Linked DNA regions of Homo sapiens: region 2 is linked to region 1. A link is an interaction called in ENCODE POLR2A ChIA-PET data of the cell type or tissue named here. Cell type or tissue: A673. All regions are shown on one strand.

Region 1 (4,000 bases):
AAAGATCAGGACGGATTTTCGGCCATGGTGAGGAGGCGGGACTTTATCTTAAACGTGAAGGGAAGCCACCTGAAGGTATGTGATCCATCATGCATTCATTCAACAGCCGTCTGTGGAATCTTCTTTAGAAATGCAGAGACACATCCTAAAGGATCCCTGTCCACAGCCTAAGGAGATGCCATAGGGGAACCTGGGGGGCTTCCAGGAATGGCCTCACCTAAACCCCTGTGTTTCACAGACATTCAGGGAAGGCCATGACCAACCCACCACCCCAGGCCACAGAGCACAAGGGCCGAGACCCCAGGCTTCCGGGCTCCTAGTCCAGAGGGGGGACTGTCTGGCTCCTCTTGTTCCATCCCCCCCACCTCTCCTTTTTGTAACCTCCCCGTCATTGTCCATTTCCAGCTCATTACCCCCCCACTCCCCTCCCTGCTCCTATCTAACTCCTCCCCCTGCTTGCACCCACTCCCAGTCCTTTACCTTCCTCTGTTCCCCACCCCCAGGTCTAGAGGGGCCCCTATGGGATTGAGGGGGAGAGGGTGTGGGCCTATGGGTGAGGGAGGATTGGGGTGGGGGTGGCTGGGTGGGGGAGGTCCCTGCTTCTCTTGCCTATGATGCCAAAATCCATTCATTGAACTCAAATCATGGCTGGAGCTGATGGGGTTGGCTGAAGCTTCTATCCCTGGTGCCCTGGATCCTTCCCCCTCCAGCCCTCCCCAAGCCTTTTCCTTGCTGTCCTTCAGCCCCACAACCCTCCCTCCCACAAGACCCCTTTGGCCTATTGCCCCCCATGCTCCTTCCCCCAAGAGTCTCTCCTACCACAACCTTCCCTTCCCAACCCTTTCGTTTTTGTTTTTGAAATGGGGTCTCGCTCTGTCGCCCAGGCTGGAGTGCAGTGGCGCAATCTTGGTTCACTGCAGCCTCTGCCTCCCAGGTTCAAGTGACTCTCCTGCGTCAGCCTCCAGAGTAGCTGGAATTACAGGTGCCTGCCACCACACCCGGCTAATTTTTGGATTTTTAGTAGAGATGGGGTTTTGTTGGCCAGGCTGGTCTCGAACTCCTGGACTCAAGTGATCTGCTTGCCTTGGCCTCCCAAAGTGTTGGGATTACAGGTCTGAGCCACTGCGCCAGGCTTCTTCCCTCCCTAATTGTCCCCTATGGTCCTCCCAAGACCCTCCTTTCCTCCAGGCTTGTCCTCCACCCCTGCTCCTCCCTCCTACATCTGCCCTCACCTGATCACTGGCTCCCACTCCTCCCCAGAACTCTCCCTCCTCCCATCCTTCCTCCTCCCCTCCCCCTCCCCAGCCAGCCCGGAAGCTCCTTCCATATTTGATGTCTCAGCCGCCCCCCATTTCACTGCTCCCCTCCCGCGGAAAACACCAGAGAGGAGGAAATGATCCCGGCGGCGTTTCTCCATCCCCCCAACAGTGAGGCTGTGTTGGGGGGTTTCCCCTGACCATCCTCTCCCCACCCCCGTGACTCTGTGTATTTCTGTCCCCAGCTCTTGTCACCGCCTGAGACCTCGCGAGACTTTCGGTCCCCCCCGCCCCTTCCCCCCAGGTTAGCAATTGGGAATGGCTGGGAGGGGGTGTCCCCAAGACACTGGGCTTCAAATCTCCCCCCAAGCCCTCCCTCCTACGATCAAGACACCTTTTGTCCAGACAGCTCCCTTAGCGTTGCCTGGAAAAGCCACAGAGCTCCCTGCGGGGGTGCAGAACCCTGCAGGCAGCCCCAGGCTTTGCAGAAACCACACACACTGTTGCTGGATCTTGAGTCCCATTAGCTGTGAGATGCCTGTGAGAGCCTTCCCGCACCCGTCAGAAGCTCAGAGCCTTCTTGGACCCTTTAAAGATGTCCCTCTCCCCAGCCCTCCGCCTCACCGCCCCCCACCCCCGACCCCGTCCTTAGAATCTTCTGGAGGAGCCTCCCTCCCCCCCCACCCCCCCCCACTGCTCCTGGAGTTCTCATCGGATTCCCCAAGGGCACTGCCAGCTTCGCTCCACTCAGCCCCCTTGCAGACCCCACCCCCTGCCTGCTCTCTTTCCCTACAACTAGGTCAGCCCCCAGCCCCGCTACGGCGGCCGCACCGTTCCCTGCCCTCTCCGCTGGCTGCTCCCACATGCATTCCACCCAGCCCCTCCCCACGCCCCTGCCGCCCACCATCCCGCCTTGCTGCCCCCCACCTTTTGCCTCAGGTGAGGGGACCAGTGGAGGGGGGGAAGGGCGGTGGACTGTGGTGGGAATGGGGCGGGGGAGGCTCGGTGGGCACCAACCTGCCTCCTAATCCGGAGTCTCTCCCCCCTCCCCGATGTCTCCCCCTTTCTCATCGATGTTGACTGACTCCCCGATTTGTTCACTTTCTCTCTCCATCTCCTTGGTCCATCTCTGTCCATCTGTCTCTTGTCATCCGTCCTTTTGTGTCTCTGTCTGCCTGACTCTGTCTGTCTTGCCTTCTCTGTCTCTCTGGGTATCTGTTGTCCTCCCCTTCCATTTCTTTCTCTCTCTGTCTCTTTCTCCCTGCCTTGGGTCTCTCTGTCTGACCCTTCCCTGCACCCCATCTTCGTGCTTCCCCCCTGTGTCTGCACACCTCCCCACCCCCCAGGTTACGAGAAATCCCGCAGCCTCAGCAGCATCGCGGGCCTGAGCGGGGTGTCCCTGCGCCTCGCGCCCCTTGCCACCCCCCCTGGCTCTCCCCGGGCCGCCCGCCGCGCTCCCCCGACCCTGCCCTCCATCCTTTAGCGCTCCCCTCCCCCCTGTGGGGGGACTCGGGGGTGACCGGGAAGAAGGTCAAAGGAGCTGGGGGTGGGGGGTGGGGAAAAGGGTTTTTTTAAAAAAAATCAAAAAGTCATTAATAATATGCAACCGAGATGACGATGCCAGCAGACACCCCCGGGCCCCTCACCCCCAACCTGGGCCCCCAGGATGGAGAGAGGGGCCACAGCCCGTCCCCCCAACTCTTCCCTCCCCAAAAAAAGCCTTCTCAGGTCTCCACGAGCCATAGGACATCCCCCTGCCATCAACTTGTGTAAATAAGTCCAAATTATGCCAGTTACATCTTGGGGCACCTCCCCCCACACACTGCATGCCTTCCCTAACCTGGAGCCCCCACTCCAAGTCCACCTCAGCAATAAGCCGCCAGGGGCCGCATGCGCGGGTTTGAGGGGCAGGCACTCTGGGAAGGGGGTGGCACCTCCCGGGGGTCGGGCTGGCCTTTAAGGTCTCCAGCCTTCCCATCCTTCACCCCAGGAGGACAACCAACCCTGTGCGTTGATTAGGAGAAAACAAACCAGAAACTAGAAACAGTGTAGGGGAAGGAGGAACAGTTACCCAAGCCCCAGATCGGAGTTGAGCTCAGGTGGCGGGAGGGCGGGGCCGAGTTGAGCTCAGGTGGTGGGAGGGCGGGGCGGGCTTTGGACCTGCTCCCTCAGCCTTTAGGAGAATTCCTCTGGTGAATTTCACCCTCTCATCCGCCCCTTCCCCCAGGGACCTGCTCGCCTCTATTCTTGCTGCATGGACTCAGACCTCCTATCCCAGAATTCCTGGGATGATCTGGCCCTAGCACACGAAATTCCCCGACTATCTCCCTCCATTCCCAGGACATGAGACCTGCACCCAGAATTCTGAGACTGACCCTGGCACGCCACATCTCCCAATCCCCACACACTCCTGCGACTTAACCTCTGCACACAGAGGCTCCCTGAACCACCCTCCCTCCCCACTCCTGCCACCCCAAACACCCCCACCAAATTCCCTGAACTGCGTCCCAGCACTTCTCAAACCTCCAAGACTTGACCCAGCTCTTTTCAGCTCAAATTCAGCCTTTGGGATGCTCCAAATCCTTCCCACAACTGACATTTCTTGGACACCCCCAAAGCCTCAGGCCTGTTCCGCACCCATATCCCCAAAGCCCTAACAGACTTGTCCAGCCCAGGTTCCCTTGATGCTAGAACTTCCAAGATAGGCGCAACCTGTCTGCAATTCCAGGGAACCAGACCCTCCC
Region 2 (4,000 bases), 520 kb before region 1:
GGAGTCCAGGCACCAGCCTCTCCCTCCTCAGACCCAGGAGTCCAGGCCCCCAGCCCCTCCTCCCTCAGACCCAGGAGTAAAACTGCTATGAACAAACGCACAATTGATGCCACCTATCGGTAAGGCCCTCCCAGGACAAAAGAAGAGAAGATGTGGGTTTTTCTGCCTCCTCCCCTCCAGCTTCCCCCAGCACAGCCCAGGAAATAAAGTCTCAGAGAAGAACTCGTCTGCGTGTGACATTCTCTTTGCTTGACGTCACACTCTCATACCAGGGTCTCACACCTCCATTTCCTCTCCCTGGGCCTCAGTTCCCCCATCTGTAAAACAGGGGTCTTGATAAAGGGGTCACAGGGATTCAGAAAAAGATACCACATCTGGGAGATCAAAACAGTGGCTTCTGGCTGGGCGCGGTGGCTCACGCCTGTAATCCTAACACTTTGGGAGGCCAAGGCAGGTGGATCACTTGAGGTCAGGAGTTCAAGACCAGCCTGGCCAACACTGTGAAACCCCAACTCTACTAAAAATACAAAAATTAGCCGGCTGTGCTGGTGGGTGCCTGTAATCCCAGCTACTCAGGAGGCTGAGGCAGGAGAATCGCTTGAACCCAGGAGGCGGAGGTTGCAGTGAGCCAAGATCATGCCATTGCACTCCAGCCTGGACAACAAGAGCGAGACTCCGTCTCAAAAAAAAAAAAAAACAAAAAACAGAAAACAAAACAAAACAAAAAGCACAGTGGCTTCTTCCAGTGCCAAATCTGCTGCTACCCAACTGTGTCATCTGAGAAAGACCCCACATAACCATCCCTCCCCAGCTTTCAGTTCCCAAGGGTAATAGGACAGACTGATAATGGCCCAGCACTCACTCAGTGCCGGGCACAGATTTCAAGAATGAACACCTCAAAACACTCCCACAGAAGAGGGAGGAGCAATTATTACCCCCACTTTATAGTTGAGGCAGCTGAGGCACAGAGAGGCTAAGTGACTTGCCTGAGGGTGCACAGTATTATGGGACAGAGGCAGAACTCAAACCCGGGCCACCTGGCTCCAGCGGCTACATCTGAATCACGTGCCGTGTTAACCGGTCTTGCAAGCCTCAGCCTGATTTTATGATTCGCACACCTGCTCCATGGGTATGACCTCATCCAACCCCTGTGAGGTCCCTCCCATTTCCACCCCACCGCAACGGAAGACCCCTTCGCAGATGAGCACCTGACACCCAGAGAGCTGATGCTTCTCACAAGGGGCACCAGGACCCCGAGAACCATTCTCTTGATTCCACTTCTGCAGCCTGGGTGACCTTCACCAGTGACCCCCGCACTCCCGTCTGCTCATGTGTTAAATGAATGAATCGTCATAATTTACTATATGCTCTGAGCTCCTAACACAAACTAAGTCGTTACTCCTCGAAAAACTCTACGAGGGGATCCTCTGATTTTAAGGATAAGAAACTGAGACACAGAGAAGAAAAAACTCTTACCAGGGTCTCCCAAAATAGTAAGTAGTGGAACAGAGATCTGCACCCATGCTGTCTGGATCCAGACCCAGCGCCCTGAAACAGCAGCTTGTCTGGTTCCAGAAGGAACGGAGGCCGTGGTGAGACTAAGTTAGAAGAGGGCCAGCACCTCATGGGGAGGCCCTTCGGGCACCACGAGTCCAGTCCCGCTCCGGAGGTGGGCAGTCTGCAGGCCCCCTGAGAAGGGGGTTTGAGGGGAGGCTTTTTCCTGCTGGGGAATCTCAAAGGGCTTAAAACTGCAGACCGAGAAGCCGGGACCTTGCCCAGGGGTGATGGGGAGCTGCAAGGGAAGGCTGTGAGCAGGGGAGGGGCGGGGTGATCTCCAAGTGCAGAGAGACCCTCTAGGGCCACGTGGTGACCGACAGGAGGCTGTCCTCCCGGACAGGAGGAGCGAGGGTCCAGAGAGAGAGGAGGACGTCTGAGCTGGAGCCAGGCCAAGGGGACAGAGAGGAGGGGACGGGGCAGAGAGAGGCAGGGGCCGAAGGGACAAGGCTGGGGACCGATGGGCTGTAGGGGATAAGGGGAGAGATGGGGCAAGGTCAGTGCCAAGGGCGTCTGGCCGAATAACTGGGTGGTCGGTGACGCTGCCCCTGAGATGAAGAACGTGGAAGAACAGGGAAGGAGGGTTTGGGGAAATAGAGCAATGAGTTGGGACTCGGTAAGTGAGAGGGGCCTAGGGACAGTGGTGCAGGGGGCGCCCAGGAGCAGGTGGCTGCCCAAGCCGGAGTTCAGGGTCAGATGGAGGAGACCTGCGTGGTTGGTGGATGAACCACGGGAGTTGATGAAAAACTCCCAGGGAACGTTCTCAGGAGGAGGAGCCGGGCAAAAGTGAGACTCAGGCCGCGGTGGGCGGGACCCAGGCCGCGGTGGAGGTGAAGGACGTCCGCGGACACGTCCAGGAGGACATCGATCGCGCGAGCCTGAGCCAGACACAGTGGGCGGGGACGGGGCGCCGACGTCACCGCGTGGGGGCGGGGCTGCGGGAGCCGCTGGCTGCGCGCCCTCCAGGGAGCCGAGCGCAGACCGGGTGCGCGCCTGGGTTCGGCGCGGCGGGAGCGCCCTCAGTGTCCCCGTCTGTATCAGGGGTGCTTCATCAGTACCTGCCTAGGCTGGTTAGGAGGAGGAGCACGTGCGATCGTGACGGGAAGCGCTCAGCACAGACCTGGCACCGAGGAAGTCCCAGGGGCTCGGCTCCTTTCCCTCGTCACCACCGCGCCCCAACAGAGGGAGGCGGCTGCAGGGGTGGCGGCGAAAGGGCCCACCGGGCGTTCCGGAGTCGGAACACTGATTCCTCTCCCGCGTGGCCTCTCGCTTCTGCAGGAACCTTGCTTGTGCTGCCTCCTGTCTGGGCCTCAGTTTCCTCCGTATTCAGCAGGAAGCCATAAGGTTATTAATATAAACACCTCACAGGGCTGCCGGGAGCCGGAGTGAGATCCTACAAAGAGAGCACTTGGCACGGAGGAGTGGCCTGCAGCCGCATTCCATAAACAGGGCTGCTCAGCTGAAGCGGTGGCCCAGGGTGAGGCCCGCAGACTTTGAGCATCAATTTGTGGGGAGGGAGGCAAAGGGACATAGGAGTTCTAGAATAGCTTCCAACCTGGGGATCTATTATGTCTGCCGGTCTGGGCTTGTAGAATGTCTGGAGACCCGACGTTCTAGAATGCATGAGGTTTCTGGGGACTCCAGAGTGCCCGATGTTCGAAGGTTCTAGAGTGTTTGGAGCTCTGTGGTTCTAGGCTATTCTAAAATCTTACCTTCCAGAGTGTCCTCCACTGCCAGAATGTCTTAGGGCCTGTGCTTTTAGAATCTGAAAGTCTGATATTCTAGAAATTCCAGGGGCCTGTAGTTCTAGAATGGCTGAATCCTTCCCATAAAGATGATGACTTTCCACACATGGGGAGAGACCACGCTTACAACAGGTCCCATCCTTCACTGGGTGACCTGAGTGAGGTCAGTCCCTCCTGTCTTGGGACCTCCTCATTAATTAAGCCAAAATAGACTCTAGATAATTGCTTGGGGCCCTCTGGGGTTCTGAGACATTGGAAGCCAGCCTCAAATACCCAAAGCCTTGGGTCATCTCAGTGATCATCTCCAGCCTCTGGGATGCAGAATCCAGATTTCAAGCTCTAGAACCCAGAAATAAGACTACAGGACCAGAATAGAGACCCTGGGTTCCCAGACTCTAAATTCAGACTCTAGAGTCAAGATTCTAGCAATCTCAGAATCGTGAAAGCCAGGTCCCTGTCTCTCAATTCAGCCTTTTAAAAATTTATTTACTTATTTATTTATTTATTTAGATTTTTCATAGAGATGAGGTATTGCTGTGTTGCCCAGGCTGGTCTCAAACCCTTCAGTTCCAGCAATCCTCCTACCTCAGCCTCCCAAAGGCATGAGTCACTGGGCCCAGCCACAGTCCAGGTTTTCAATGCAAAAACAGATTTGAAACTCCAGACTGTATGTTCCAAAGTCTACTCCTGAAAGCTCAGAG

Evidence for each region. Peaks named below come from ENCODE experiments on the same cell type or tissue, not always from the same donor. Only the 100,000 strongest peaks of a DNase experiment are listed, where the experiment ranks them.
Region 2: POLR2A ChIA-PET joins it to region 1 with 6 read pairs; 2 of 35 experiments call an interaction of 5 or more read pairs at or near these places.

The regions. Positions count from the first base shown.
Region 1 is chr19:50,313,593-50,317,592 of GRCh38, reverse strand. KCNC3 (potassium voltage-gated channel subfamily C member 3) reads left to right here. Exons shown (of 5, transcript NM_004977.3): 5 at 1,502-4,000. Among named protein-coding and RNA genes, the nearest start is that of KCNC3, 14 kb to the left of the region's middle. RefSeq lists a silencer at 1,134-1,314 and an enhancer at 3,960-4,000. In A673, a CTCF peak has its summit at 1,694; a DNase peak (open chromatin) is centred at 1,612; H3K4me3 peaks cover 1,084 bases; H3K27ac peaks cover 861 bases; H3K27me3 peaks cover 1,008 bases.
Region 2 is chr19:50,834,608-50,838,607 of GRCh38, reverse strand. The region is part of intron 2 of LOC105372441 (a long non-coding RNA gene); the gene reads right to left. Among named protein-coding and RNA genes, the nearest start is that of KLK15, 3.0 kb to the right of the region's middle. RefSeq lists silencers at 60-189, 2,385-2,644 and an enhancer at 2,175-2,224. In A673, a CTCF peak has its summit at 101; DNase peaks (open chromatin) are centred at 147 and 2,477; H3K4me3 peaks cover 1,097 bases; H3K27ac peaks cover 479 bases; H3K27me3 peaks cover 343 bases.